Linked DNA regions of Homo sapiens: all the other regions are linked to region 3. The links are chromatin loops, found by intact Hi-C in ENCODE. Cell type or tissue: dorsolateral prefrontal cortex. All regions are shown on one strand. Each heading gives the region's core, and the rest is flanking DNA. Links, peaks and the distances in the headings are about the cores only. Region 1 overlaps ATE1 (arginyltransferase 1). Region 2 overlaps ATE1 (arginyltransferase 1). Region 3 overlaps LOC105378519 (a long non-coding RNA gene). Region 4 overlaps LOC105378523 (a long non-coding RNA gene).

Evidence for each region. Hi-C counts contacts between places; a loop is a spot of excess contacts. Peaks named below come from ENCODE experiments on the same cell type or tissue, not always from the same donor. Only the 100,000 strongest peaks of a DNase experiment are listed, where the experiment ranks them.
Region 1: a loop joins it to region 3, with 10 times the contacts of the local background. A loop is called at or near these places in 84 of 110 quality-filtered maps.
Region 2: it touches region 3 in a loop (7-fold over the local background); 69 of 110 quality-filtered maps call a loop at or near these places.
Region 4: it touches region 3 in a loop (2.8-fold over the local background); 2 of 110 quality-filtered maps call a loop at or near these places.

The regions. Positions count from the first base shown.
Region 1 is chr10:121,884,013-121,891,992 of GRCh38, reverse strand. The region is part of intron 7 of ATE1 (arginyltransferase 1); the gene reads left to right. Among named protein-coding and RNA genes, the nearest start is that of ATE1, 40 kb to the left of the region's middle. In dorsolateral prefrontal cortex, for the core only: CTCF peaks have their summits at 4,607 and 4,811 (motif pointing right); a DNase peak (open chromatin) is centred at 4,802.
Region 2 is chr10:121,896,644-121,904,623 of GRCh38, reverse strand. It overlaps ATE1 (arginyltransferase 1), which reads left to right. Exons shown (of 12, transcript NM_001001976.3): 6 at 2,004-2,233; 7 at 4,630-4,758. Among named protein-coding and RNA genes, the nearest start is that of ATE1, 27 kb to the left of the region's middle. In dorsolateral prefrontal cortex, for the core only: CTCF peaks have their summits at 3,681 and 3,880 (motif pointing right); no DNase peak of the experiment used is centred there.
Region 3 is chr10:120,938,389-120,946,368 of GRCh38, reverse strand. The region is part of intron 2 of LOC105378519 (a long non-coding RNA gene); the gene reads left to right. Among named protein-coding and RNA genes, the nearest start is that of WDR11, 91 kb to the right of the region's middle. RefSeq lists enhancers at 3,245-3,314, 3,219-3,513. In dorsolateral prefrontal cortex, for the core only: CTCF peaks have their summits at 3,152 and 3,356 (motif pointing left); DNase peaks (open chromatin) are centred at 3,095 and 3,358; H3K4me3 peaks cover 845 bases; H3K27ac peaks cover 1,524 bases.
Region 4 is chr10:121,212,201-121,220,180 of GRCh38, reverse strand. The region is part of intron 1 of LOC105378523 (a long non-coding RNA gene); the gene reads left to right. Among named protein-coding and RNA genes, the nearest start is that of LINC01153, 38 kb to the right of the region's middle. In dorsolateral prefrontal cortex, for the core only: a CTCF peak has its summit at 3,234 (motif pointing right); a DNase peak (open chromatin) is centred at 3,210; H3K27ac peaks cover 2,500 bases.

The DNA of each region.
Region 1 (7,980 bases), core at 3,531-6,030, 940 kb before region 3:
CTTTCTGCTCTAATGCAGAAAGAGAAGCCAAAAAAGTTCTTTGAAAAGTTTGCATTATACTGACTTGCTTTAAGGGACTCTGTACAGTATCACACTGTGGTGTAGTTTTGTTAATATAAGAGGGAAAACTAATTATGTTCAAGAAAATACATTTTTTGCTTTTTTCGTTGGAAAACATTTAAAGTAAAAAACAGTTAATATGCCTATTTGAAGATTTCAGGTAACCAACCACATTAGTGCATAAAATCCAGTCTGACTCTGTAAAATAATCATTTAAATACTCTGAAAAATAGGTTATTTTTTGAGAAATTTGATGCAAAGATAAATATAGATTGCCTGGCTATTCTAAGCAATTCTTTTCAGTAACCTTAATACAGACATCATTAAGAAATAATTTTTAGGCAGCTAGAAAGGGTAAAAGTTCTCCGTGGAATTTTCCTTTAATAAAAAGCAGCTCTAAACCATTTCTTCTCTAACAGAAAGCACCCTGAGGAGTCAGGCATAGATATGCAAACTAGAAGCTTTTATATGTAAATGCAGGCAGCTGTACCTGCAAGCCAGGTATATTCAATATGGTCTCTCCTGCCCTCTTTTTCCTGTCGCCACCATGTGCCGGCATCCTGGTAACCTCCATGTAAAATCACATGTTCAGGTATCATGGCCACCACCTGGTGGAGGCCACATTTGCATAATAAAAGACTAGGGTGGGAGGGTCAGTCTTTTCGAGGGCTATATAAATGGCATACCCGATCAACCCAATCCCCTGAGCCCCATGTAAATCAGTTACCACCTCTTCAGTCCTCTGTACAAAACCGATTGCCTTCTGCCACAAACTGGAGACCCTTTTTGGGCAACCCACTTTCTCAGCTTGAGGAAGCCTTTTCTCTTTCTTTGTCTGCTAAACTTTCTGCTCCTAAACCCTCTCCTCGTGTGTCTGTGTCCTGAATTCTTTATTGACCGTGACAAAGAACCAGGGTATATACCTCAGACAGTGGAGCCGTTTCAACATCTTTAGAAAAGTAGCACATAATTGCAAATAGTGAAATAATATAGGACTTTGTAAATTAATCCAGTATGTGTGTTTCCATGACTGTTTTCAGTCATTCAGGTAGATATCAGATTTTCAGAAAGTAATGTGATATAAATTGGAGTAATTTGTGACCTGTCTCGTTTATAATACAGTATAAAGCTAACTTTTAAGAATCTTTATTTTTCAGGATACCAGTAATTCTATGTGATAGAAACATGAGATTTTAGCTGAAATTCTATTGATGTTATTCTTTAGAAAATACTGTTGTCTAATAATATGTGCCGTTGGTTTCCTAGAATAGAGTTGACCTCTCATCTCTTCTTTACTGTCTCAAAAACAGCCTAGTCATAAACCCAGTAATCTCATCATACTTCTGCATTCACTGACTAATTGTTTCCCAAATTTTATTATCAACATTATCAGACATAAAGGAAAATTGAAAGAATGGTTTACTGATTATACTGATGACCTGTACATCCCTCACCTAGTTTCAACAGTTGTTAGTTTTTCTTTGCTTTATCTTTTTTTTGTGTATGAGTCATTTTAACATCCATTATATATCATGACATTTTACTACTAAATTCTTTAGCATACATGTTCAAACAATGAGATGTGCTTCTACAAGACGTGGTATAATTATAACGCATGAGAAACTTAATGATAATTTGTAAATATCATCTACTATTTAGTGCTTATTTTACATTTTCCCATTTTAAAAGATATAGTGTTTAATCAAAGTTTATTACATTTTGTGATATCGTTTTAGATTCTTTTATTCTAGGGCAGCTTCTTAATTTTTTTCTGTAATATTGACTTCTTTTCCTTAACTTTCTACTTTGAAACTTTTGGAGTTTTTGAACAGAAAAGTTGAAAGAATGTAATGAACACCCAGACTCCATTCACCAATGTTGACAAGTTGTTAACAACTTTGTTAGGTTTACTTTATCTTTCTCTCTTGAACCATTTGAAAGTTGTGCATGTTATGACATTTTGCCTGGATGTGCTAAGCATACGTCTCCTAAGAATAAGTATATTCTCTTATATAACCACAATATTTACTCTTTAAAAACTGTAGAAATTCTATAACATCACAGTCCATATTCAGATGTTCCAAGTGTACCAAAAATACCTTTACTTTTTTTTTTTTTAAGAGACAAGGTCTTGGTCGGTCACCCAGGCTGGAGTACAGTAGCATGGTCATAGTTCACTGCAGCCTTAAACTTCTGGGCTGAAGTGATCCTTCTGCCTCAGTCTCCCTTCTGAGTAGCTAGGACTACAGGAGTGGACCACCATGCCAGGCTAATTTTTAATTTTTTTCCTTTTGTAGAGGTAGAGTCTTGCTATATTGCTCAGGCTGGTCTTGAACTCCTGGCCTCAAGCAATTTTTCTGCCTCGGCCTCTCAAAGTGTTGGGATTACAGGCATGAGCTATTGTGCCTGGCCCCAAAATAGAAAATAGCTTTTATAGATGAATGAAAATAGGATCCAGTCACGGTTCACACATTTTACATGAACTGTATTGTGTTTATGTTATGTTTATGACTGTTCTGTTTCTGTAATCTTTTTTGATTTTTTCATTTAATGACTTTGACATTTAACCCAATTATCTTTAGAATGTTCCGTATCACAGTTCGGTTTTTGTTGTTATCTAGTAATCAGATTCTTAAGTGTTCTTAAAAGTTTAATGTTTTTAGGTGTAGGTTATGTGTACTTAAAAAAAGTTTTTTATTGAAGTATAACGTATATACAGAAAAGTATGCATAAGTGTTCAGATAGATGAAATTTCACAAATTGAACTCACTGTTAGATTAAGAAATTGCTACTCGGGAAGCTAAAGCGGGAAAATCGCTTAAACCCAGGACGCAGAGGTTGCCGTGAGCTGAGATGGTGCCACTGAACTCCAGACTGGATGCAGAATGAGACTCTGTCTCAAAAAAATAAATAAATAAATAAGTTGATTACTACTAACTCCTCAGAAGCCCCTGCTTGTTCTTTTCCATCACTACCGGTATTTTCTTGACTTGTAAAACTACAGATTAGTTGTGCCTGTTTTATACTTAATGTAAGTAGAATCCTACTCTTTTGAGTGTGGTTTCATTTGCCCAACATTATGGTAGTGTGAGTTATCTATTTTATTTTGCCTGTTGTAGTAGACTGTTAACTCTCATCGCTGTATAGTGTTTTATGTATGACTATCCAGAATTTATCCCTTTCTACTGTTGGTGGGAATTTTAGTAGTTCCTGGTATGAGGCTACCGTGAAAAGTGCTGCATATGTACATCCTTATACATACCTTTTGGTAAACATACGGACACATTTCTATTTGATGTGTGCCCAATAGAAATGCTGTGTCGTAGGGTGTGCAGGTGTTCAGCTTTTTTCATATTGTCAGTTTCCTCTAGGGCTTGTGCCAGTCTTACTCTTTTACTGTATCATATCAAGCAGCATGTAATGTCGGTTGTCCTTCATTTGTGATGGGGACATTTAAGTCTGTTGTCACTTGGTTTGCTCACTTGGTTGAATAACAGCCATCAGCTCTCTTTATTATTATTATTATTCATTTATTTTTTGAGATGGAGTCTTGCTCTGTCGCCCAGGCTGGAGTGCAGTCGCGTGATTTCGGCTCACTGCAAGCTCTGCCTCCCAGGTTCATGCCATTCTCCTGTCTCAGCCTCCCGAGTAGCTCGGACTCCAGGCGCCTGCCACCACGCCCGGCTAATTTTTTGTATTTTTAGAAGAGACAGGGTTTCACTGTGTTAGCCAGGATGGTCTCGATCTCCTGACCTTGGGATCCGCCCACCTTGGCCTCCCAAAGTGCTGGGATTACAGGCGTGAGCCACTGCGCCCAGCCTCTTTATTATTCTTATATTTTTTTCTTTGTAATTAGATCTTCTCATTTTAAAGGCATGTTATACCCTTATTATGATAATATTTCTGAGGTAGGAGGAATAACCTCTTTCCCAATAACCTGTTGTCCATTTGTTTTAGCATCTTTGATGATCCTTGCCTGAAGTAGTTATTATGGAGAGGTGGGAGAGGTAGCAAAATGGTGATTTGTCTAATTGTATTATTGTTTCTACACTTATTAGCTGAAATTCTTTCTCTCTGTAAAGAAGAGATTTCTCTCTGTATTCACAACTCCCTACCTCTCACCATCTTTTTTCCTTCTGATAGCATTGTAGGCTCATGGCCTTATATGAAGTGCTATAATCCATTGCCATCTGTTTTATTTTTTATTTTTCTTCTTATCGTTTTTTGAGACAGAGTCCTGCTCTGTTGCCCAGGCTGGAGTGCAAGTGGCGTGATCATAGCTCACTGTAACCTCAAACTCTTGGACTCAAGCAGTCTTCCCACCTCAGCCTCCTAAGTAGCTAGGAGTACAGGTGCACATCACTACATCCAGCTAATTTTTAAATTTTTTTTTGTAGGGGGGCGTCTTGCTGTGTTGTCCAGGCTGGTCACCTGGCATCACCTGATCCTCCTGCCTCAACCTGCTAAAGTACTGGCATTATAGGTGTGAGCCATTGTGCCCAGCCTGTAATGTTTTTTAAATTAGTTCAGGGAACTTCCTATGAGAGATGGAAATAGGAGGCGATATCTACTTCTGAGGGATGCTTATTTTGAGGATAGTTATCTTATATTCAGGTGTATGTATATTCACTTGTTTAGACAATGAGTGTGGAAAGGAAAGGTCGTGATGAGTCCATTCTGACCCCATGGAGACTTGAAAGGAGACGGTGGAAGCTGCGCCACTGTCTCACTCCGCCACCAGGTGGTGGTGTAGATCGAGAACCCTTTGCTCTTTCATCTTGGCTCAGCTTGCTCTCTGCAAGTTGTGTGTTCACAGCCCAAGAAGTATGAATAAAGGCTTCTTTTTCTATCATTTATTGTAATTTTCATTGAGGCATTAAAAGGATAATTACAAGTGATTCTTTGCTTGTTAAAGGTTTTAAATATTTTCTGGACTTTAATCTCGAGAAGTTTTCATCTTTATTTTTTTTCCTCTTAATGGCTTACATTTTTGTATATGAAAGTAGTAACTTATATTTAGAAAATTATTCAGTGTATTAGAGAATTGACATTCTCCAATTAGGCAAAGACCAGACAATCATATATAGGCACACACAGTAAGTTCTCACTTAATGTCATTAATAGTTCTTGGAAACTGTGGTCATAGGTGAAATGACATACAAGGAAACCAGTTTTACCCTAGGCTAATTGATATAAACAAGAGTTAAGTTCCTACAGCATATTTCTGGTCACAAAACATCACCAGACTTCTAAATAAAAACCAAAGCACTTCTAATATTAAACATTGAAATAAATGTGAGCTATACATACATTTAAGAAAGATTAATAAAAATAAGTAAGATATTATTAACCCAGTGATTTCAGTTCAGGTGGCGGGGAGCTGTAGCCTATTCTGGAAGCTTAGGGCGCAGGTTGGACACTCACCCTGGACAGGAGTCTGTTCCACCACAGGGCATATTCACGCACACACCCACACTCACACTGGGACCATGTATACACAGCAGTGAACCTAACGTGCACACGTGTGAGATGTGGGAGGAAACTGGAAGACCCAGAGCAAGCCCACACAGATGTGGGGGGAATTGCAAGCTCCACACAGACAGTAGCCCTGGCCAGGAGGTGGGTTTTTTTTTTTTTTAAATCATCAATGTATTTTTGGTTTTTGTTTTTTATTTTTTGTAGAAGCAGGATCTTGCTATGTTGCCCAAGCTGGTCTCATACTCATTGAAGTTATAACAAAATGATGTTGAGCAAAGCAGTGCCACCTGAGAACCTGCTGGTGCTACAGGTTGAGTATCACTTATGTGAAAATCTGAAATCCAAAAATGCTCCAAGATTAGAAACTTATTGAGTGCCAACATGACAATCAAGGGAAATGCCCATTGGAGCTTTCAGATTTCAGATTTTTGGATTAGGGATACTTAACCTGTATTTTATAAATATTTAACTCTGGCATATAATTAACAGAATGATAGTAAGATCCGAACATTTTGAAACTTTTTAATATTTATTTAATATTTATTTATTTATTTAGAGACAGTCTTTCCCTCTGTTGCCAAGGCTAAAGCTCAGTGGCACAATCTCGATTCACTGCAACAACCACCTCCCAGGTTCAAGCGATTCTCGTGCTTCAGCCTCCCAAGTAGCTAGGACTACAGGCGCATGACTCCAAGCCCGGCTAATTTTTGTATTTTTAGTAGGGACAGGGTTTCACCATGTTGGCCAACCTGGTCAGGAACTCTGGACTCAAGTGATCCGCCTGCCTGCCTGCCTTGGCCCTCCAAAATGCTGGGATTCCAGGTGTGAGCCCCTGCACCCAGCCACATTTTGAAATGCTTTAGGCATGTTTTTTTTTTTTTTTTTTTGAGACGGAGTCTTGCTGTCACCCAGGCTGGAGTGCAATGGCGCGATCTTGGCTCACTGCAAGCTCCACCTCCCAGGTTTATGCTATTCTCCTGTCTCAGCCTCCCGAGTAGCTGGGACTACAAGCGCCCACCACCATGCCTGGCTAATTTTTTGTGTTTTTTAGTAGAGATGGAGTTTCACCGTGTTAGCCAGGATGGTCTCGATCTCCTGACCTCGTGATCTGTCTGCCTCGGCCTCCCAAAGTGCTGGGATTACAAGTGTGAGCCACCGCGCCCGGCCTCTTTTTTTTTTTTTTTTTTTTTTTTTGAGACGGAGTCTCGCTCTGTTGCCCAGGCTGGAATGTAATGGCATGATCTTGGCTCACGGCAACCTCCACCTCCCAGGTTCAAGCAATTCTTGTGCCTCAGTCTCCCGAGTAACTGGGATTACAGGCACGTGCCACCACACCTGGCTGATTTTTGTATTTTTAGTAGAGACAGGATTTCACCATGTTGGCCAGGCTGGTCTTAAACTCTGGATCTCAGGTGATCCACCTGCCTTGGCCTCCCAAAGTGCTGGGATTACAGGCATGAGCCACTGTGCCTGGCCTAAAGCACATTTTTTAAAGCCAGGCTAACTTACTTGAATAAAGTAGAGAGCTTAGGCAATTATTTGTATAATTCAATTAAGGAAGCCAGTTTCTTTAAGCAACTCCTAAGTCAGGGAACACTTGTGTATTGTAGTCTGTGTCAAGGTCCGTGACAAGACATTTATTACTAATAGTAGTAAAGACATTTATAACTAATAGTAGTTAAATGACCAAAGCTTTTCAGTCATTTACTATTGGAGAGAGACACTGTTATATCTCAAGCATGTTCCTTTTTGGGGAGATCCAAAGGGGTGGAGTCAAAACTAGCACTGGGAACATTCATCTTTCTTTCCTTCCGTTTCTTCTCTCCCTTCCACTCTTTTCCCTTCCTCCCTCTTTTTCATTGTTTGACATAGGCTCTTGCTGTGTCACCCAGGCTGGAGTGCAGTGTCGTCATCATAGCTCACGGCAGCCTTGAACTCCAGGGTTCAAGCAGTCTCTCCTGCCTTGGTCCCCTGAGTAGCTGGCACTACAGACATACGCCACCACACCTGGCCTTTTTTTTGAGAGGAGACCTTGCTGTGTTGCCCAGCCTGGTCTTGAACTCCTGGCCTCAAATGATCCTCCCAAAGTGCTGAGATTACAGGCATGAGCTACTGTGCCAAGCCAACATTTAACTCAAAGTTCCTTTCGGTCAGTAACTTCCTAAAACTTGTCTCAGATCACAAAATCATACCATCATACAACATTGGAGGTGAAAGGATTTTAGGATTATATAGATGAATGTCTCATATTTAAAGAATTAATTAATTTGCCTAAGGTAACATGAGTAGTTAGTGGCAGAGCAATGTCCTGAAATTGCAGTGCTTTTTTTTTTTTTTTTTTTTTTTTTTGAGTCTGGGTCTCACTGTGTCGCTCAGACTGGAGTGCAGTGGTGCCATCTCGGCTCACTGCAACCTCTGCCTCCGAGGCTCAAGCAATTCTTC
Region 2 (7,980 bases), core at 2,437-4,936, 960 kb before region 3:
TGTCACCCAGGCTGGAGTGCAGTGGCGCAGTCTCAGCTCACTGCAACCTCCACCTACTGGGTTCAAGCAATTCTCCTGCCTCAGCCTCCCAAGTAGCTGGGACTACAGGCGTGCGCCACCATGCCTGCTTCATTTTTTTAATATTTAGTAGAGACAGGGTTTCACCGTGTTAGCCAGGTTGGTCTCAATCTCCTGACCTCGTGATCTGCCTGCCTCGGCCTCCCAAAGTGCTGGGATTACAGGCATGAGCCACTGCACCGGGCTGTTTTGGGATCTTAAACACCTTATTTCTTTAATATCTTCTAAAAAATTACTAGCATAATGTTCATTGTTGGAAAATTCGGCCAGGTGCGGTGGCTCACGCCCGTAATCCTAGCACTTTGGGAGGCCAAGGCAGGTGGATCACGAGGTCAGGAGTTCAAGACCAGCCTGACCAGCATGGTGAAACTCCGTCTCTACTGAAAATACAAAAAATTAGCCAGGCATGGTGGCACACACCTGTATTCCCAGCTACTCTGGAGGCTGAGGCAGGAGAATTGCTCGAATGGTCCGGTAGGCAGAGGTTGCAGTGAGCTCAGATGGCGCCACTGCACTCCAGCCTGGGTGACAGAGCGAGACTCTGTCTCAAAAAAAAAAAAGAAAATTTGGAGAAAAGAGAACACTACAAAGAAAGGTAAATCCTGTCTCTGTTTCTGAAACAAAGTAAAATGACTGTTACCATGGTGTCTCCTTTCCAGGTTTTTTTCTAAGTATTTTTATTTAGTTTATAATAGTAAAAATTTTTTTATTTTAAAGGGATGTCAGTTTGATATTTGGTCTGTTAATTAGAACAAAACTCTGATTAACTACAGCTGAACTAATGAGACCCAAATACCTGCAGTATTTGGAGAAAGACACAGATACCTTCAACTAAGCAAGGATTCCTTTTTTGTTTTTTGAGACAGAGTCTCACTCTGTCGCCCAGGCTGGAGTGCAGTGGTGCCATCTCAGCTCAGCACAACCTCTGCCTCCTGGGTTCAAGTGATTCTAATGCCTCAGCCTCCTGAGTAGCTGGGATTACAGGTGTGTGCTACCACACCTGGCTGATTTTTGTATTTTTAGTAGAAATGGGGTTTCACCATGTTGACCAGGCTGGTCTCGAACTCTCAACCTCAGGTGATCTGCCCGCCTTAGCCCCCCAAAGTGCTAGAATTCCAGGTGCACAAGGATTCTTTTAATTTAAAAAAACCTGTCAGTGTTTGCGCTGGGATCAGTATTCCTTTATACCTGGTTCCTAAGTATTTATGTTACCAGTGCTTTCAGAGAAATGTCCCTCAGAAATGTTGGGCAGAGATAGCAGTGTCCTTTTAATGCAGCAGGTACTTTGATTTGATTGTGTTCTTCCTCACAAAGGCAGAGAAGTGGATGAATGTTTTTTTTTAAAAAAAGATATTTGGGCCGGGCCTGGTGGCTCATTCCTGTAATCCCAGCACTTAGGGAGGCCAAGGTGGGTGAATCACGAGGTCAGGAGTTTGAGACCAGTCTGTCCAAGGGAGTTTGAGACCAGTCTGGCCAACATGGTGAAACTCCATCTCTACTGAAAATACAAAAATTAGCCAGGCACGGTGGCACACACCTGTAGTCCCAGCTACTCGGGAGGTTGAGGCAGGAGAATTGCTTGAACCTGGGAGGCGGAGGTTGCAGTGAGCTGAGATCATGCCATTGCACTCCAGCCTGGGTGACAGAGCGAGACTCTGTCTCAAAAAAAAGAAAAAAAAGATTTTCAGCAGTAAGAGCCACCTTGGAAAGTTTCTGTGCTATTTACTTTCTCTAGCAACTCCCACTTCTAAGGTAGAATTTTAGATCCACTTACAGCTCTGTATCAGGATCCTCTGAAACATCTACCCCAAAGCTAGCCTAACCATTGAAACTCTTTGGACTTACACTGTAGAATCTTTGAGACATGTGAAAAAACTTTTCTAGAACCAAATGTGATTGGTCTAATATTTTAAAATTCTTTTTAGGCAAAGGGGCTGATTTGAGTAAGCCTCCATGTCGAAAAGCAAAGGAAATCCGGAAAGAAAGGAAAAGGTTAAAACTAATGCAGCAGAACCCAGCTGGAGAACTTGAGGGTTTCCAGGCTCAAGGTCACCCACCATCTTTGTTTCCACCAAAGGCTAAATCCAACCAGCCAAAATCACTCGAAGATTTAATTTTTGAGTCTTTACCAGAGAATGCATCACACAAGTTAGAGGTACTTTGGAGGACTTTTGTTGTTTGTTTTATTATGATTTTTTTTTGTTTGGGCATATCGTTTATTTTTATTTGAAGTTCTAATTAGTTGATGTTTGCTAGTTAAATAATGAGAATTTAAAAGAAATTAAAGAGAACTGGGAAGAAGTAACATTTGTATTTACTAAGTTAACTGCTGTTTGAGGGAAACTCCTTTTTTTTTAAAAGACTTTTTGAGAATACATAGTTGGCCACCAAACTTGTGAAAACAGTGTCAATTTTAGCATGCTACCTTGATTGAAATTTAATAGTTAAAATGAAAGAAATACTCTTTAAAATTGTGTTTTTAGCAGTTTTGGTTTAGATAGTGAAAGACAATAGATTACACAAGGCAAATCACTATTTCATCCATTATAATATTCTGATCTTGGTAAAGACAGCAAATGGTGTCATATACATAAGCCAGCAGTTAGGAATTATCTAAATAGGGCTAAATTGTACTGCTGAAATCCTCTCTCATTAGTGCCAAAACCACTTTGGGCATAATATGAATACTTTTAGAGCCAAATTCCTCCATTTTTCCAAATTTATTTTCGTTTCTAGATCAGATCAAGATTTCTCAGTATTAGTTTCTCATATATAAAATTCAAAAACAAGGGCTGGATGTGGTGGCTCACACCTGTAATCCTAGCACTTTGGTAGGCCGAGGCAGGTGGATCTCTTGAGGTCTGGTGTTTGAGATCAGCTTGGCCAACACAGTGAAACCCCGTCTCTACTAAAATATAAAAATTGGCCAGGCGTGGTGGCGTGCACCTGTAATCCCAACTCCTAGAGAGGCTGAGACACCAGAATTGCTTGAACCCAGGAGGTGGAGGTTGTAGCGAGCTGAGATCACACCACTGCACTCCAGCCTGCGTGACAGAGCAAAAGACTGTCTCAAAAAAATTCAAAAACATTAGCCATAATGATTTTTATCTTATTCTCATATGTGATTAGTAACTGGTCAGCCTTTGAATTTTGTAGCTTACTATCATCTAAAAATATCACTTATCACTGAAGTCCTGATAATAAAAATTAACTTTCATGCATTCTAAGCCTTAATTCAGTATATGTATTATCAGACGTAGAATTTAGCTTTTTTTTTTGAGACGGAGTTTCACTCTTGTTGCCTAGGCTGGAGTGCAATGGCGCGATCTCGGCTCACTGCAACCTCTGCCTCCTGGGTTCAAGCGATTCTCCTGTCTCAGCCTTCTGAGTAGCTGGGATTACAAGTGCCCACCACTACGCCCGGCTAATTTCTGATATTTTTAATAGAGACAGGGTTTCACCATGTCAGCCAGGCTGGTCACGAACTCCTGACCTCAGGTGATCACCCGCCTCGGCCTCCCAAAGTGCTGGGATTAGAGGTGTGAGCTACCTTGCCTGGCCAGATTTTAGCTTTTATAACTCCTTGGCTACTCTGATTTGGATACAGATTTTTTTGTCCTTCCAAAATTGTAAACAGAGTTGAATACACTACTTAAAATATTTTACAAGGTGTCTTTTATCTTTGATCATAAATAGTAATGTATTCAGGAGGCCAAGCACGCTTAACATAACAGTTCTCCAGTGGTTACTTGTACTTTTTGAATGTAATGATACTCAGGATGTATAGAGATCTTTTACCACTGGGTGTCGCTCTTTCTTCATAGAATTACGTCTCACGGCACACATGTCCAGTTTCCAGCTGTTTTCATTGCATTGCATTTGACTGTTTTACTGTTCTGTTTTGCTAATACATTTTAAGTGGCTAGTAAATAATGTTAAAGTAAATGTTAGCCATTACTGCGTGCAATTACTGTTTTAAACTTATCCTTATTTTACAAGGTTACTTGACCAAGATGGTGACATTGTAAGATTTGAACAAAGGAAATGTGACTTCAGAGTCATGGTTGTTAACTATGCTATGAAGTAGGAAAACTTTATGAGGTCTTTTTAACTCAAACAGTCAAGTTTTAAGTTGAGGGTTAGCAATGATGAATGAGTGGCCAAAAAATGTATTCATATTTTTAGTCTTTCTTAGAATTACTGGTAGTTGTGCACAACTAGAGGGTATTTATTTGTGTGTGTATGTGTCGTGTGTGTACGAGTGCTGGAAATACTCTGCCAGTTTACAGTAGAGGCAGGCTTACATAATTCAGTCATGAAAGCTGAGGCTTATAGTTTAGAGGGGATCGTCCTCTTCTTAATGAGTCTGTAAGTTACAAAAATAACTTTTTTCTTTATTTACTAACTGGTTGGTTTTTAATATTAAAATATTTAGGTGCTTTAATAATTGTTGAAACTTGGTTTCTTGGATGGGAGTTACTCTTAATGCATATTCCACAGAATGAATAAATGAATGAATTAGTAAACTTGTTTTTTTAACTGCTTCTGAAGGTGAGGGTGGTGAGATCATCTCCACCAAGTTCGCAGTTCAAAGCCACACTTCTGGAGTCTTACCAGGTCTATAAACGTTACCAGATGGTTATTCACAAGAACCCACCTGATACGCCAACCGAAAGCCAGGTCAGCAGGCCAAGTGTAATTTTCCTGTGCAAACAGAGCTTTCCCTTCCACTTAATATCATTTAATGAAATCTTGGTTTATTTGTGCTACATTTTATTTGTGTTCAATTTGCAGCATATCTGCAAAGACCTAAGACTGAATTAATGGACATTCTGAAAGTGCAAATTTTACCTAGTGCCATGTTAAGTACCAGCCATGTATAATTTCAGAGTCAAAGTAACATGTAAAATTATTTAAAGTCACTATTTTAGATGCATTTATCTAAAAGATAGTAATAGAGCTCTAAATTAAAATACCTGTGAGGAAAACTCAGGAAACTATATTTTTATGGTAGATACGTACTTTGCCTAACATGATTTTAATGCTTTATCTGTATTTGAAAGATGTATGTAGGAATAATTGATCCCAGTTAAATTATTCTTTATTAATGTGCTACCCTTGCACAATTGAGTGGGACTAAAAAAGGAAGATAGTAGAACATTTTAATAGAAGAACTCATATGCTAATAATTTTGTAAGTTAAATGACCCAAGAAAAATCTGTAAAGGAAAAAAGCTTAAAACACTTAGTATAAGTAGAGGTGGCAAAAGTAGCGATCATCACCATGATTAACAACAATATTGACTCTAGTTTATGCAGAAAACTACAATTAGTGGAGAGAGAGAAAAAAAAAAGAACAAATTGTTGGCTCTTATGAGGTTGAGATTTTCATAAGTTTTAGTACAGTTAGCACTTCGGTCTCTGCACCCGTCTGCCTCGTCTAAGGTTTCTTTTCATGACAAATTCGAGTTCGAGCTTTGGCGTGGATTTGTGGAGATCTTACTGTAGCCTCACCTTCAGAAGCATATCATCAGAGATGTTTCAATAGCATTTGCTTGTATTTTCCTTGCTCTGAAGGTGAGGTTAGTACCTGTCTCCTTTGAGGACCCAGAGTTCAAGTCGTCTTTCAGCCAGTCCTTTTCTTTGTATGTCAAGTATCAAGTGGCCATACACCAGGATCCACCCGATGAATGTGGGAAGACTGAGGTATTGTTAACTGTTGTTTTCTGTGTTGATAAGGTTGTCTGGGAAGAAGTATAATATATACCATTTTCTTGTCAGGTGGAGCTGATGACCCTTTCAGTGTGTATTACTGAACTTCTGTGAACACTCACATGACTCATACATGTGAGCATTTTAAATCCTTAGAAAAAAGGATTGCAAATTCAGGATGCGTTCTTAGTGTTTTCTCTAGGAACCTGAAAGTAGTGGTTTATAAGGTCAGTCATCCACTCTAGGTCAACAGTCATTTACTGAGTGCCCATCGTGTGCCAGACTGTGCACCACAGAACAAAAGGAGTCTCTGTCTTCAAGAAATTGATAATCAAATGGGAAAGACAGACCAATAAGCAAAAATACCTTAACAACAAGTGAATTAGAAAGAAATACCTACACCTAACCTACCGAACATCATAGCTTAGCCTCGCCTGCTTTACACATTCTCAGAACACTTATAATCTGCAGTTAAGCAGAATCATCTAACACAAAGCCTATTTTATAATAAAATGTTGAATATCTCATGTAATTTATTGAATACTGTACTGAAAGTGAAAAACGGAATCGTTTTCCATCATTGTAAAGTTGAAAAAGCATAAGTCCAACCATTATAAGTTGGGGACCTTCTGTTAGATATAATATGGTTTAACGGGCGTTTATTGAGGGTCTGTCTTTGTCAGTCTTGGGATATTGAAATGAATGAGATGGCATCGTTGTCACAGTAGAACCATGGTATGTTGGAAGAAAGAGGCCAACAGATGCAGAAGAATTAGAGTTTTGATTTTTTGACTGCTTTTGTTTTTTTAATGACACGATGTGTAAGCTAAAAAGAGAGGGTTAATACAACAGGAGTTAATGCTGCATGTTCCCTGAGAAAGGGCTCACTTCCCAGATCCCCCAGAGTCTTCTGGTTAAAGTGTCATTTGCAGACCTGCAGCATCAGCAGTACCTGGAACACAGACTCTCAGTCCTATTCATTCAACATCTACTTTTTTTTTTTTTTTTTTGAGACGGAGTCTTGCTCTGTTGCCAGGCTGGAGTGCAGTGGCGCAATCTCTGCTCACTGCAACCTCCACCTCCCGGGTTCAAGCGATTCTCCTGCCTCAGCCTCCTGAGTAGCTGGGACTACAGGCGCGTGCCACCACAGCCGTCTAATTTTTATATTTTTAGTAGAGATAGGGTTTCACCATGTTGGCTAGGTTGGTCTTGATCTCTTGATCTTGTGGTCTTCCTCCTTGGCCTCCCAGAGTGCTGGGATTACAGGCATGAGCCACCGGGTCCGGCCAGAATCTACATCTTAAACTGGGTTTCCAAAGGATTCAGATGCACATTTCAGTTTTGAGAGGCTATGTCCTAGGTTCCCTGTTGATCCATGCCACTGTGGGTGATAGCATTTGCAGATAGTAAGGATTCTGCTAGGCCTAGGAAGCTTCCTTTGATATTCTCAGGGGGTCTTTTTGCTTTCTGAACTTTCCTCCTTCCTAGTGCTCTGGAGATGATGCCTTTCTACCTCCCTGCTTAGCAGGTAGGAATAGTTGGACAAAATGTTTCTGTGGCCCGGTGTATTTATTCAAGACTTCCCCAGGAGCTTCTCCTAGTAGGCTTCAGGCCTCTGGGAAGTCCCTTTATGCAGACTTAGAGCAGCACTAAAGGCATTCATAGTCTGAATTGGGGTGGTAGACAGGTATGCAATTCCAGTGCCTTTAGAATTAGCCATTGGATTAGTAGGGACAGCCAGCTTAGTGTGAAACTGGAGGTTAGAGAGGTTTTTCTGAGGGAAGTGACATTTGAGCCAAGTCTGGAAAGATGAGTAGGTGTTTGCCAGGACAAAAAGGGAGAAAGGTGTTCTGGGCAGCAGGACTAGCAAAATGCAGAGGTGTGGAGGGTAAAATTGTATGCCATTTTGAGGAACTACTATTAATACTTAGTTTAGTATGGCCAGAACATAGAGTACCTGTTAGGAGGTAATAGGGGATGAGGCTTTTTTTTTTTTTTTTTTTTTTTTTTTGAGACAAAGTCTTGCTCTGTCTCCCAGGCTGGAGTGCAGTGGCGTGATCTTGGCTCACTGAGCCTGGGCTCACTGCAGCCTTTGCCTCCCGGGTTCAAGCAGTTCTTCTGCCTCAGACCCCTGCGTCTCTGGGATTACAGGTGTGTGCCACCATGCCCAGCTAATTTTTGTATTTTTAGT
Region 3 (7,980 bases), core at 1,911-4,410:
ATTCAAGCTGTGATTCCCCGGTGCCCCTTCTAAGCCAGCAGCTGTGTGACATCTCTGTTCTCATCCACCCATTTCCAGGCAGCAGCGTGTTGGGGGTGGTTAGGGAGTGTAGTGCTGGGTCACAGGCAGCCTTTGTAACTGCATATGAACCAGTGTGGCAAGCTTGCAGGATGATGTCAGAGCTGGCACCGGCAAAGAACAACTTTGTTGACAAGAAGATTAATTAGACAAATGTAGTGCCCATCAGTTATTGCCACCGCCTCCTCGGGGGTCAGCTCTAGTCAGGCCTTTGCTAGAGATTTTTTTTTTCATCTTTTTAGAGAAAGCTTAATCTCCTAACAAGGCAGCCAAGAAACAGTTCATGGCGTGCCAGAAGAGCAAGTGCATACAAGCATGTTCTGAAGTGAGGGTGCCTGCACACCGCCAGGCTGCAGGGCTGGGGCTGGCCCAGGCTTGGAGCCAACTGGGCCTCTTCCTTCTACCTGTACAGACCCAGCCCCAGGAAGCGTGTTGAGCCCCGAATCCTTCCTCACAAGAGAAGACACCCATTTGTGAGCTCTCTTGGCCTCTCTTCCTCTCTTTCCTGGGAGAGCTGCCCCTTTCATGGAGGGGCGGGCAGACAGCCATGCAGGGTCTTCAGAGCTCGGAGGCTTCCGCCACCTACACCTTCCCTCTTTATCCAAAAGGCACCTGCCCCATTGTCCCATTGTGGGAAGAGGCAATGAATGAATTGCTGAGTGGTAGCGGCCTTATTCATCATTCATCAAATACTCAGTAGGTTTATGGGCATATTATATCCCAGCAACACTGCAGTAAAGGAATGATTCCCATGTATCAGGCCCTGGCCCTGGGGAAGGGGTTATATTCTAGAGGGGGAGGCATGGCAATGAGTAAAATAAATACTCCAAGAAGCTCATCTGCACCAGTGGTAAAGGCCAAGAAGGAGCTAGGAGAGGGGATGTGGTGTTGAGGGCCGGGAGATGGCAGCCATTTTGGAAAAGGTGCCCCTGAGGAGGTGAAATTGAATTGAAACTTGAGGAGGGAGAGAATCTGTGGGGAAGAGCTGACTTCCTGTTGGCTGCAGGGGACAGGAAACTGAGAGTGCCAAGGGAGGGGATGTTCTGTGGATATCTGTTGACTGCATGAATAAAACAAAATGTTTCCAAGCTGTGCTTCTCACACTTTAGTGTTGTGTTAGAATCCTTGGGAAGGAGGGTCTTGTTAAAACATAGATGTCCAGCTCCACTGATTCAGAAGGGCTGGTGCAGGGCCCAGAGAGCTGCATTTTAACAGCCCCCGCCTCCAGGCAGCCCTCCCAGTCCCTCCTGGAGCCCCATCTCCAGGCAGGCGCTCAGCCCTGGATTGCAGCCCTGTCTGTCTGTCAGGCCTACCTGAGGTTTCAGAAAGGCCTCACAGTCAGGCTCCCAGGGGCCCAAAGCCAGTGTGGCTTCAGTGGGACCAACCTGACAGCTCCTTATAACTCTAAGGCCTCCACCTCCCACTGGCCAGCAAGGAGCCCTGGTGGGCAGGGGTGGGGCCTGCTCTGTCTCATCAGGCTATGCCCTATCTAGGGCAAGGGGTCCCTGGGGCTGGGGATGGGCTTCCCCTGGATCCTGTACCCTGCCTTTTAGAGTCACGGATACCTGGAACCCTGAGCCAACCTCCAGGTTTGTGTGGGCCTCTCTCCCTGGGTCCATCATTCTTCTGTGGGTGATGGCTCAGCTGGAACTGGGTGGGGGCGTGGATATGTGGGGCTAGTGGGTATACACACCTGTACACACACACACACGTGTGTGCACTAAAAAGCCAAGTGGGGTGAGGCGTGAAGGGGGTAGGCTGCAGCCTGGCTCTCTGTGCTGCCTTTTTTCGAAAGTCAACTCCTCAGAATTCTAAATTCAAACCTTGCCTTCATGATGATGAAGATGTATTTACCAAGGTAGAAAAATTATGGGTTTTATCTTCTAACAACTGATTGGATTGGTAACCTTTTTTTTTTTTGAGACGGAGCCTTACTCTGTCACCCAAGCTGGAGTGCAATGGCGTGACCTTGGCTCACTGCAACCTCCACCTCCTGGGTTCAAGCGATTCTCCTGCCTCGGCCTCCCAAGTAGCAGGGATTACAGGTGCACGGCGCCGTGCACGGCGCCATGCCCGGCTAATTTTTTTTGTATTTTACTAGAGACGGGGTTTCACTGTGTTGCCCAGGCTGGTCTCGAACTCCTGAACTCAGGCAGTCCACCCGCCTCGGCCTCCCAAAGTGCTAGGATTACAGGCATGAGCCACTATGCCCGGCCCCGGATTGATAACTTTTTAATAATTGACACATGGTATGGGAACTTCGCTTTTATTCTCATCTTGGGCCCCCAGAATGTTAGGATGATTGGAGAGAGTTGCAGGGAAGGTACCAGAACCAAGGAATTTTCCCCGTGGATGAGAAGTATGATTCCAAGAACGGAGACTGTGAATTCCCAGTGTTGCCTGCCACCTATCTCTTCATCTTCACCACCCAGGCTTAACCTCCAGGCCAGAGATTGTCCAGGTCTGGTTGGGCAAACCACCCTCAGCGTCTGTTTAGCACGTGGATTCCAGGACCGCACCCAAACCTGATGAATGGGGTCCCTGGAGGTGGGGCTTGGGAGGCAGAATTTTCTGCCCCCTCCTGGTGACTTAGAGGCACCAGGAAATGTGAAATCCACGGTGGGGGAGAGGTGTGGGCCCTTCATTCTGATGGATCCACACTTGGAAACGAGGAGGGGGTTCTGAGCTTGAAGACCAGCTGGAGAGGTGCAGTCTGGGATTTATCTGCTGTCTCTGAATAGATGTTTGGGGACTCCAGGGTCACACATTTAAACGGAACTCCCTTTTCCAGCTCCATGTAGAGGGGGCTCTAAATGCAAGGGGCCCTACTTGGGAAACCTCTCATGTCCTTCCCACATCCATGAGTCCCTGGGGTTCCTCCTGCCCCCCAGCACCATGGAAGAAAGCTACCCTCATGTCCACTCGCCAATTCTCGTCTAGGAGGGAATGTAAAACTCAGCTTGGGACGGAGCGGAAAGGCCCATGCGTGTTCCTGAACTTACCACCAGCAGGAGGCCGCGGGCTTTTCCTCCCCTCTCTGGGCTGCAGTTTTCCTGGATGTAGAGGGGCTTTCAAGATGATACAAGTATCCAACTTTTAAGAAATACATTTCAGTGTAAGGCATCACTTCACTTTTCTTAGTCATTGGAGAGCAAAGGGATGAGGAAATGTCTTTCTTCTTTGGCTAATGGTTTCGGAGTGCTGAGCGACAGTTGAGAGAACTCATTTCAGCAGTGGGAGAAGCCGCCTGCCGGGACGCCATTTCCTGATCTCTGCTGCCCTCTGCTGCCCGGTGCCGGCTGAGACATGCCGATGCGACGCACAGGCCACAGCATCACAGAGCCGCGTCCTAAGACGCTGTTTACCAACAAGGAATCCGAGGCTCAGAATGGGCAGTGACTTCCTCCAGGCCACACAGCAGGTCACCAGAGCTCCTGCCTCCCTAGCAAGTCGGGGCAGAGTCCTCTGGCTCACGGAGTCTCCAAGCGTGGTCGCCAGACCAGCAGCATCAACCTCACCTGAGAATTTGTCTTTTGGGGTCCCACCTCAGACCTCCCGAATAATAAACTATGTGGGTGAGGAGCGCTCAGCATCCTAGTAAACTCTCCAAGTAACCTGAGAACCTTTGCTATCTCTTTGGAAATAGAAATCCAGAAGAGAAACAGACTTTCTTATCATATTGTCCATCTTTAAAACTGAAATAAGACATGGAAAAATGCAGGAGTCTGACTATTCGTTTTCATTTTCATGTTTAAAAAGGTCAGTGCTGTGTGAACATTCAGATGTCCACAGCTCACAGGTATCTTTTTTTTTTCTTTTTTCTTTTATTTATTTATTTATTTATTTATTTGAGATGGAGTCTCGCTCTGTCGCCCAGGCTGGAGTGCAGTGGCGCAATCTCGACTCACCGCAAGCTCTGCCTCCCGGGTTCACGCCATTCTCCTGCCTCAGCCTCCCGAGTAGCTGGGGCTACAGGCGCCGCCACCATGCCCGGCTAATTTTTTTGTATTTTTGGTAGAGACAGGGTTTCACCATGTTAGCCAGGATGGTCTCGATCTCCTGACCTCGTGATCCGCCCTCCTCGGCTTGCCAAAGTGCTGGGATTACAGGCGTGAGCCACCGCGCCCTGCCGCTCACAGGTATCTTAATCGGAACTTTGCAGCGGAGACTTCTCAGGAACAAATACTTAGAAAGTCTCCGTGGTCAGGTGATGTCTATGGAACTCCAGTGAGTGGTAACATGCCTCTGCTCTCGAGTAGGATTTCTGCATTTCGGGGACGCACATCTGATGGCAGACACAATCAAGGGCAGGGATTTCAACTTCGGAGACAATCCTGTTTTGCATTCATTCATTCATTTGTTCATTTAGCAACTGTTGATCGAGCATTAACTATGAATTATAAAGACTACGCTAGCAATTAGGGTAGATGATCCCTTGTTGAAATTACAGCCCGGGGAAGACAGCAGGCCAGAAATTGCACATAAAATGGATTAGCTCAAATTAATTAGTCACAATCATTAATGAGTGAAGGCTATGAAGAAGACATTCTGGGTGCTCCCATAGGCAGGAGGGCGCAGGGAGACGGAGGATTATGAAATGGTGATGACTCATCTTATGAAGGAGGCAGTCCCAGGTGCTATGGGACAGAGAAGGATGCCTCAAGCTTCACCTTCTCAGGTGTGTGGTGCAGATGGAGCTTAGAGGAAACACTTCACAGAGGCTGGGGATTTGTGGGCAGAGTCTTTTTACAATGAGAATTAAGCAAAATTTTTATTTTTTATTGCGGAATAATTGCTATTGTTACCATTTTTGAAAAATTGATTCAGTCTGGGCACTGTGACTCATACCTGTAATCCCAACACTTTGAGAGCTGAGGCGGGAGAATTGCTTGAGGCCAGGAGTTTGAGACTGGCCCGGGCAATATTGCAAGACCTCTGTCTCTACAAATAAATAAATACAATAAAAATAAAAATGTATTTAAAATCTGGAAAATATAGATAATACAGAGAAGGTGAACATTTGAAACCATCTATAATCCCACCATGTATACTTAACCACTGACAAGAGTTTGTGGAAGAGTCTTCTGGATTTTTTAATATTAATCCTTGTACTCTTGTATTATATTGGATTATACTATGCTATGTTATATATGCCATCATACTATTTTGTAGTTTGCTTTTTAAATTACAATGTAGCAGGGGCATTCTTACATGTTTATCGAGCACCTCCTCTGTGTGAGGCGTACAGAGTGTTCAGTGCTGGATGTACTCTGTCAACAAAGCCCATCAGGATGCTGTCCTTACAGATTTACTGGGTGTAATAAATGGAAAAGGGAAAACAGAAAGAACAAGGTACAGTGAGGAATAATAGCAGCAACCCCATTTGAACAGAAGGGTTAAGGGAAGCCTCTCTGAGAAATGAAGGATGTAGAGAAGTTACCCCGAGTGCCAGGAAGGGGAAGCCGACTGATGCAGGGACAGCATATCCAAAGTCCAGAGATGGGGCAGAGCTAGGCTTATCCCGAGGCGCTGATAGAAGGTGGGTGTGGCGGGAGGGAGGCACTGTTTGACAAGGGTGTGACAAGCTCAGGGCCCAGGCTGAGGCCGGTGTCCTCCTGTGGGACCCCCCAGGTAGACAAGCGCCTGGTTACAGAGCACGCAGGGCCTTGATGGTGCACAGCTTGGGGAGGGAATTCACATGCTCATCTCATTACAATGGAAATGCCTTATGGGGCTTTAAGCTGCCCGATGGCATGATTCAGGCTTTTAGTTCTCACCCAATACCAGGTGCAAATGATTTGGAAAGGAGCAAAGAGGGACACCTAGAGGCCTGTTAGGAGGCTTTGAGGAAGTCCAGGGCAGACGTGACGGTTCGAAAAACAAAATTTACATGTGCCTTAATGTTTTTAACGCCTAGGATTCCACTGTATAGATGCACTAGGATTGCTTTAAGCAACACTGGGGTGTTTCAAATTGCTACAAGTACATCTTTGCAGCTGAATTTTTGTGCCCATTCATGTTTGCCGGGCAAAATGTCTACAAGTGGAATTTCATAGCCACTTTAAAGACTTTATTTGTCTCACCAAATGATGCTATAAAAAATCTGTGTCAAATTGTACCCCCAGTAGGCGAGGGTCAAGGGCTTCCCTCACTGCTCAGGCCTCCTCTGGAAGAATGAGGAGTTCCTGGACCACCCAAGGTGCAGAGGGGCATCTGAGCAGCAGAAGCTGCTACCTGGGATGAATGGGGCCTGGAGTGGGGTGGGGTGGGGCTGGGAGGCTGAGCCCCGGGAAGCGTCTGGTGGGAGGGAGTGCCAGGCAAAGATGGGGGCATCATACTGAAGATGGCAGGGAGGCTTCGAAGGGCTGGGGCAGCAGATGGGGCAAGCTCTTATCTGTGATCAAGAGATACCCCCTGCCCACGCTGGAAGTGTGGAGGATGACTTCCAGGCACCTGGATTGGCTGGGTGGTGGGTGGAGTCATTAATTAGTCAGGGAAAGGGACAAGTAGGGAAAGGGGAGCTATAAAGGGATGTGCATCCAGAGCCCACGTTATTCTCATCCCCTCGGGGATGGTCCTCGGCCCCCAAGTGTACCCTGCACCATGTCCGATCACTGGGAGGGCCTTCTCTTCCTGAAAATATGGCTACTTAAGAAGACAGTGGCAGCGTTCTAGGGCTTCCTGTGTGAAAAAAAAAAAAAATCATGACAGAATGCAGAGATACTGATGGCCCAACAGCCAGGAGAGCATGCTATTGGAATCTGAGAGCTCAGGGAAGGAGGAAGGGAGGGGGGCAGTGAGTCTCTGCTCAGACGGAGCCTTAGAGGGGAGGCGCAGAGACAGGGTGGGGGCACGTGGGGCAAGCCAGAGTGGGCTGGAGCCTGGGAGGAGAGCAGAGGGGCAGAACTGAGGTGCTCATGGCCGACTCGCCTCTCTGAAGGGGCTGACGTCAGTAACAAGGGCCAAGGTCTCCTTTCCACAGTTGGAGCCGATAAGCATGGGAAGCCACGTTCCAGCCCTGTGTCCTGGACCAGGCATGGCCCCAGAGCTCAACCTCTGGGGGTGATAGGGCCCTTTGCAAAGGTTCTGGTGACACTGAGGCAGGAGGGCCTCCCTGAGGACAGTGGGTCCCATGGCAGGACCTGTGTGAAGCAGTGTGGGAGTGTTTCCTGGGAAAGCAGAGGAGGGGCCGAGGCTGGACACACACCAAGGTCTGGGGGTAGGGGACCTGAGAAAACTAGCACCCATGTGTGCACCGCACTCCACAGCTTGCTAGCTGCTCGCAGAATCTTCCATCTCACCAGCACCAGCATTACCATCTTGTTAAAAGTAGAAAAAATGGAGGTCAAATAGGCAAGTGCCCAATCCAGCCAGGAAGTGACAGAGGACACCACTCCAGGTATTTTGTTGCTAGATTTCATGCCCTTTCTCCTGTCCTGTGACAGGTCCGGAAAACGGGCCCAGATGTGTGTAGACATGTTGCTCGGAAATCGTCCTTTCTAAGCTATTGGGGACTTTGGCAAACGGGGTGGCCATCAGGGGCTTAGTCCCATCTTGGTCACCATCCCTCCACCAGGAGGACAGGGGAGTGCAGAGCGAAATGAACTCAGCTCTGGCTGTACATTAAATCACTTGGGCTGCTGTTCAAACCTCAGATGCTCAGGCCCCAGCTTTCAGAACTCCACCTGAATAAGGTGGTGTGGTCATACTGCTTTAAACAAAATTCGCACATACAACTCAGGTGATCGGGAATGAGGCAGAAACATCTGGGCCACTACTCAAGAAGCCCCAAGTGTGTCCAGGATGGGCCCTAAGTAGTACAGCAAGACCAAGATGCCCTAAAGTGTTGCTCATATGTCAATTTTCTTGGTGTCTTAAGATAGTGAATAAAAGATGCACCAC
Region 4 (7,980 bases), core at 2,064-4,563, 270 kb before region 3:
GGAACCACTGCCTTCTGTATACCTAGGGACAACTGTATACATGTTTGATTGAGGTAGGGTGTACGGGAAATCCCTCATCCAAGGAGTGGATGTTGAAGAATCAGCTATTGGGAAAGGCAGCTGAAGTACCTTTTAGCCAGAAGCAAGGGTGAGTGCAAAAGTCTTCGGGGGCTGCAAATAACTGAGCACGTTGCACTGACCCTTACCATAGCTGTTTGAGACAGGTGTTGTATTGTCTCCATTTTGCAGATGAGGAAACTGAGACATGGGGAGGAAAAGCAATTTACCAGTGTCACAGTTACCAGGAGACTAAGAATTAAATTCTGTTTCCAGAGCTGGTGCAATTGATTGCTTCACTCTGCTCTCTCTGGAACAATAAGCTGATGAAGGAGTTTGTTCTAGATGGTGACAACCTTGGGAGGGACAGACACATAGACCTGAATTGAGACATCTCTGGCCACATAAATATTTATCACAAATTTGAATCACATTTTCCAGGGTACTGCTTTTTTTCTAGCGTAATTTGCAAGCCAGGGACCCCATGCATCCTAGTAGAAGGTGGCATTTGACTTGTGGGTGGGGTCAGGTATGAGATCAAGCATGTATCAAGCAGACTATTTTTCTGCCTCACCTGAGTTTACTTGCTCTTTTCTTTAAATTTGAGAGTTCCAGCACCCTGGGAGATGACGCTCTCAGCTCCAACAGGACAGCCATTGTCAGCCTGGAACCACATGCATCCAGTGGGATGCTTGTAGCACCCAGCACCGATGCAGGGGGTAGACCCACTGTCACCTCAGATTTAAACCAGGTCCTTAGAAAGCCCTTTCCCAGAAAGTAAGTGGATTAGGAAGTTCAGCTAGGCTGCTGATAGGTGTGACCTTGTTTTTACCTTTAACCAAAAACAAACAAAAGCAAACCAAAAAAATCAAACTGCTACCAGAATTCTAACTTGCTCTAAGTCTTGTAGAAGAATTGTAGAAGGAAGAAACCTTTGCATGCATTGCCTTGCCTGAAATTACTTTGGCTGGATTTTAAATTGAGTAATAATAATAATGAGTATTTAAATATAAGACATATTCACTTAAATGGTGAATATTAACAAGCATCACATGAGATATTAAGATGATTTAGACCTTCAAGCTATACTTGTGACATAGCTAAATGCACCAAAATTTGTATTGCTGCTTGTTTCAAACCAGGAATTTCAGTGCCTTATAGTTAATTATTGGGTCAGATCATTGCTTTATTGCTTTTTTCTGTAAGATTTACTAAAGAAAGCATGCATAAAATGTGATTTTTAAAGTAAGTTATAAAAATCCACATATTGTAAAGCTAGAGTGGATTTCAGTATGTAAAAATAGCTATTTTTGATAGTTTCAGGAAAGTCATCATATTTGGTATTTTAAATAATAATGCTGAGCTAATGACAATGGCCCAAAGAGCAGTCGCCTTTTGATGTAGTGCAAGGAAAGGAAGAAGCTCTAAAAGTTGTATACAAGACTGTGTCTAGTAGGAAGCAGTTTATCTTTTCTGGTATTTTTCTTGGGTGGGTATTAATTAAAATAGCCTTTAAAAAATGTCAAATACATGTGGTCCAGTTTGGATTTTCTGAAGGCAGAGAGGTATTTGTGTCTAGATAGATTTCCAGTTTGATTATGTTTTACTGGGGTTGAATCAATGATGTCTCTTTAGGAGTAAACTTTTCTTGAAGTTGTATTTTGGATGGGATCCTTTTAACATTTATAACTCTACTGTTGGGGTAGGTGGATGTCAAAAAGTATTTTTTACTAATGTGCTTCCTTTTATAATCTCCCCAACCCATCCACCAAGTACATCATCATCATCATTATTACTGTTATTAGAAGGTTTGCTTTGTGTGTGTGTGCCTGGTCAATGCTGAAGGGAGATTCTGCAAAATGCATCCCTCAGTGAAGGTATCTGGGCCCCTGCTATCAGTGTGATGCTGGCCAATTTAGGAGACATGCCTCCAGGCAGATGGCAAACTTGTTATTCCCCCCACCCCTCTCCGGTTTCCCTATCTCATTTGGTTTCTTCTCTAGCCCTAACAACTTTCTCTTCACCGTGTCCTATGTATTGAGGTGCAATCCTGCTCTTATTTTGCTGTGTGTTGATAATGACGCAGTGACCTTGCAAATTACCACCACCCACTTGAACTGAGTTTTGAGGAATTGGCTCTGATTACAAGCTCACATCAGACTTAACACATGCACAAGAGGTCTGAAACTGCTCAGATTCATGAGAAATGTCTAGTGGCTGTTTTTCACATGTGAGCTAAGGCTCACCCCCAGCCCCGACCCCAGCACACACCCCGATCTGATAAACAAAAGGAAATCTGAGAAAAGTGTCACCATCTCATCCCTCAGCAGAGGGAGTCTACAGAGGTGCTCCGAAACTGGCACCCTTGCAGAAACTGGAAAGTTCTGCTGAGCTTGCCTAATTAACCACTTTGGAAAGTAAGTTGGCAACGACAACAAATTGGGTCAAAAACAATTTTCCTGCATATTCCTTGAGTTGCTTTGTTTTGTTTCTCAGAGAAATGAGGGAAAACTTGCAATAAAAATGAGGGCTCTTCTTTTCATGAGCACTTAAAACACACCTGCTCTCTAATTGCACAGGCTGTGAAAACGCTGTGCTAGGCAAACTCGGTCACAATTCAGAAATACCTACGGGCTTCATGCCTTTCTAGACTGTCCCAATTCATTCTCTTCAGAGGATCACGAACTGAGTCTGAATTATGCCCAGAGTGATTCTTTCCCACGGATTCTGCTGTTTTTAGGAGAGCCCTGGCCCAGCCACGCAGCATCAGATAAAGGTCATCTTCTGTTGTTGGTATCCACATGTTGATAGTACTCACATGCTTTCTGCTCCAAAGACAATCGTTTTCTCTGATTAAATCATGTTTCTTTTGCTTTGCAAGTTAATGTTCAGGCCAGGACCTGGCAGGAGAAGCACCCTCCACTCCAGGAAATGTAGGGGTTTGTGTTTCTGGGTCAGCAGATGATGTCTTCCCTTTGCCATGCCTGGCACACAGCCTTTGGTGGAGGCTGTGTGAGCACTAACATGTTTAGTAACTTGAGGAAGAGATGGAGCAATCAGTTATCTGCTCCGATATCGCTTAGTAAACGGTGTGCCCAGAGTGGCCATCTTGAATTGATTGCCCCAGCGACACACATCAGCAGCGAGCTCCGTGCCAATCCTGCATGCCAGCAGATGGCTCCAAATGAGGTCATTGTTTTGACAGTTTCACAAAAGAACTCTAAACAGCCTGAACAAACCCTCACGCATGTTGGATCACCCAGAACAGTTATGAGATGAACAGTGAACTCAGACCAAAACTTTGGGAAACGTGAAACACCACTGAGGATTTCTCTCTGATGCCTCACATCCATGGGAATCCTGAGTGAGGCCACAGAGACTGGCCTGATGCCCCTCCCAGCCCCTCTTCTGCCCTGGGTGTTGGAACTGCTTGGGTGGCAGTGATTATCTGATTAGGGGGAAGACAATTATTTCAAACCTCAGTGATTGCAAGCTCCATTTAGAATCCTCTTGGCAGTCTGGATGCTGATATTTCTGGAACACTCTGTGTTTTTCACCAATTCCAAGAGTGTGTGTGTAGCAAGTCACGTGACCCCAAAGTAACACTGGAAATTCATAGAATTAGACTGTCCACTGAGACTACTTATCATTTGGGTTGGGAAATTGGACAGGCATATGTCTTTCTGGGCTCCTTGTGAGGATGACCACTGTGTCTTGGCTTCCAGAGTGTACACTGCTACACAACAGTCCCTCAATGGAAACACTCACGTCTTGAATATACTAATTTATCTTAACTGAGCCCTTTGAACTTGTACCCTGATGAAGGGATGTTTCCCTGATTTAGATTCTTGTGCTCCTCAGAACTGAGGTCAAAAGTGGTCACATTTTCTGCCTTCTTCCTGAAGTGGCAGAAATAGCCCTGGGTTAGAAGAATGTTTCCTACACTTAGGTTCTAATTCTGGAAACTCATGGAGGCAGAAAACCAGACTTGGGATTTATATTAGGAGTACCACAAACTGGGTGGCTTAAAACAACAGAAATGTATTCTGTCATAGTGCAGGAGGATAGAAGGCCAAGATCAAGGTGTAAGCCCAGTTGGTTCTTTCTTCAGGGCTCACGGGGAGGTCTGTTTCATGCCTACCTCTTTGCTTCAGTTTGTTGCCAGCAAGCCTTAGTGTTGCTTGGCCTATGGCGGCCTAACTCCAGTCTCTGTCTCTGTTTTCATATGACATTTTCCCTACATGTCTCTGTGTTCAAATTCCTCCCCTTTTACAAGGACGCTAGTCACTGGATTAGGGGCCACCCTACTCTACTATGACCTCATCTTAATTGATTATATCTGCAAAGACGCTATTTTCAAATAAGGTCCCATTCACAGGAACTGGGAATTAGGACTTGAACATATCTTCTTGGGAGATGTAATTCAACCCAGTCTCAAGTCCATCCTCAGCATCAGCCATCACTTGCTGTCTGTGGGCCGTTGGCAGATGGTGAAATTTCTAGACCTGATTTCCTCATGCATGGAATGAGAACACTGACTTAGAAGATCTCAGATATCATGCTCTTTGATTGGATGATCCTGTTCGGTGGTGTTTAAGGGTACATTCCTAGTGCACCTTTTTGGGTGTAGGGATGAAAATCAATACAGGAGGGCCTCGAATTTTAAAAATGGATTTCAAGTTCTTTCAACAGTTCACTTTCCAAACTCAACAATGCTGGTGAAGTGAGTCTTACACTGAAAACCATCAAAATAACCAGGTCCTCGGACCCATGTGCGAACTTTTACTGTAGGCATTCATAACCTAACTTTTTATGAGCTGGCACACAAGCGTTTTTCATTTCTCTCCTTAGAGCCTAGGACTTAAAGAAAAACTCCATGGTTTTAGAGAGACGTGCTAGGGTGAAAAATCACTCAGAGACATCTGGGCACAGGACTTGGCCTTATTGGCGATGCCCAGGGAGGAACTCAGAACTAAAAGTTACTGACTAAGGCTGATGAAAGCCCATGACACCATCGGTCTGGGTTCACCCAGGTGATTCTCTGCATTTTTGCCCTGTAGGGACATTGCTTGTATCAAGTTAGCTTTTCTCTTGTCTCCTTTCACAGCCCAGGGATTGTGAAGCCCCACCTGAAATGTCTTAAAATGACATCATGTCATGTAATCAGTTTCCACCCCTGCTCCTCTCACCAGCACATGACTTACCATGGTGCTTCATTATTCTAAGAACTATGACCCAGGTGTATATCAGCCAGGTCTGCAATTGTCAGGTGCCAGCCACACACAGATGGTGACCACATAGACCCTCTCCTCAAGGAGCTGCAAAGGTGTGACATCACTGCTCGATACTCCGCTTACAAGGATAGAGTCATGCCTAGGCAATTATGGGAGCACAGAAGACCAGGACACAGCCTAGCCTGTGCATCCAGGAAGCCTTCCAGGAGGAGGTGACAGATGATTTTAGGGGAAGGAGGAGTTGTCAATGGGTTGAGTAGACCCAGGAGGCATTCCATCTAGAGGAGAAATGAGAAAAAGCAAGGGCAGGAAGAGCAAGCTGAGTGTGTGTGTGGCTCGGAGTTGCTGGAGGTTAACTACTGTACTTTCATTCATGATTACTGAAAGCAGCGACAGCAGGCAAAATGTGCCTTCTTTGCATAGCACTTCCAAGAGATTAGACTTTGTGTTTTAGAGCTGATTGCAAAGGAGAGGCTAGGCTAGCACCCAGTCCTGCTGTGATTTACTCATAATCTCTCCAAAGCTTGGGTATAGCATGGAAGAGGTTAAAATATGTACAGCTCTCCATCTTTCTTGGTTTCAAGACACTTAAGGAAGAGTGTGGGTTTGGACATTACTTGGGAGAGATTGGTGGGGCAGGCCAAACCCAGGCCTGTGGAGCCTGCCACCCTGGTGGGTGTAATGACTACAAATAGGGACAGCCTGCAGTGGGGGTCTGGCAGCTCCATGTCACTGAATCTTGGGCAGACTGGGGACAGCCACATCCAGCTGAGGGTGTTTTGACATCCCTTGTGTACGGCTCTGGGGAGAGGTCTCCTTGAAGGGAGCCTGCTGGGGTGGGCCATGCCTGTGTCGCCTCTGGGCTTTGTCTGTAATATCGGCACGGGCAAAGCTGCACCAGGGAGAAGGGGAAACCTTGTAACCCTCAACTAATTAAAACTGCTGGCGGGCTTTGTCTGCTTGATCCAGCCAGGGGATCCCCAGCGGATGGGGATCATGTCTGTCCTTGACCCCCTCTCCCAGGCAGGTCATCCTGTCTTTCCAGAAGCCTCCTCGTCCATTGAAGAAATCTTAGCTGTTCTCCAAGGCCCTATCCCACCTATGCATCCTCGCTGAATTCCTCTACAATTCTTGGAGAAATTAATGGGCACACTCCATGTTTGGTATTCCCCCTAGTATTTTGTTAATAGTAATAATAATAAACACCTTATCATTGACAAGGTTGGTCAAACCTCGTGCTTGATATAACTGCTGAGTTTGCACATTTTCTCATAAAATCCACCTGTACTGGCTATGAATGTGAACCCCTAAGCTCTCCTTCTGCAAGGAGCGTAATTGTTGATGGCTTTAGCTGCTGTGCTCTGAATCTATCACCACACTGATGTGGCTGCTCCCAGCCAGAGAGTGAGTTTGGCAGGGATGTTAAGGCTGAGAAATGTGGGATGCCTCTGGTGGGCAGCTCTGACTCCAGGGTGCCCTATGGGCTTCCCAATACTTTCTTAGAACTGAGAAGCAGGCTAAGACTCCTGCAACCCAAACTGCCTTCCTTTTTCATTTCCTCCACAGGGAAAACCTGTATGGTATTAGAGGTCTTGTGGCCCCAGCACTGCTGCTTCTACCCAGCCATGCAGGCTCATCCCTCCGTTGGTACCTGTTCCTTGAGAGTTATTCCTGTGCCCGTCTGTTCTTACAGCAGACTCAGGGCCTTGTATGGTCTTTATCATCTTTGGAAACCCAGTTCTAGCTCAGTGTCCTACATAGAAGGTGCTAGATAATTGCTCTCCAAAGGAATGCATCCAAATACCTATTCACCAAGGTCTTTTTGGGCTCCAACTCCTTAAGAACGCCTTGTTTTCCACCCCCACCAGCTCACAGTGATTGCTCCATCTCTGACTATTGCACCTGCAATCCTCCTCTAATGGAGGACTTCATTGTTCGCTAACCAGCCTATGTGGTCTCTGCTTAGGTCTCCAAACGGAGTTGATTCGCTCTGTTCCAAAGTTAGGGATGGAGTCTATGTTCTTTGTAGTATTCACACACACCCAATGGAGTTGGGATGTCTAGTTGGCATTTGACCTTATGAATGATTGCAATTAATTCATTTTTAAACTTTGTTTGTCTCATGCTCCCTCTGTCTCCATCCATCTCAATTGGGCTTCATGGGACTTTCAGCTTCTGGGGTTTGTTCTGTTCTGGTGTATCTTTATGCTGCAGGACATGCATTTGCATTGGCGGCAATATTGCTCCAAAGGGGGAAACATTAGTTCTTAGAGGATGAAAAAAGTCTTTTTTTTTTTTTTTTTTGAGACACAGTCTTGCTCTGTCGCCCAGGCTGGAGTGCATTGGCGTGATCTCTGTTCACTGCAGACTCTGCCTCCCAGGTTCAAGCGATTCTCATGCCTCAGCCTCCCGAGTAGCTGGGATTACAGATGCGTGCAACCACACCTGGCTAATTTTTGTATTTTTGGTAAAGGCGGGGTTTCACCATGTTGGCCAGGCTGGTCTTGAACTCCCGACCTCAAGAGATCCACCCGCCTTGGCTTCCCAAAGTGCTGGGATTACAGGCATGAACCACCATGCTCGGCCTAAAGTCTTATTCTTTTAATGTGTAAATCACAGATATACATTCAAAACTTAAGCAGATATATAGTATATCTATGATATATACAATATATGCAGTATATACAGG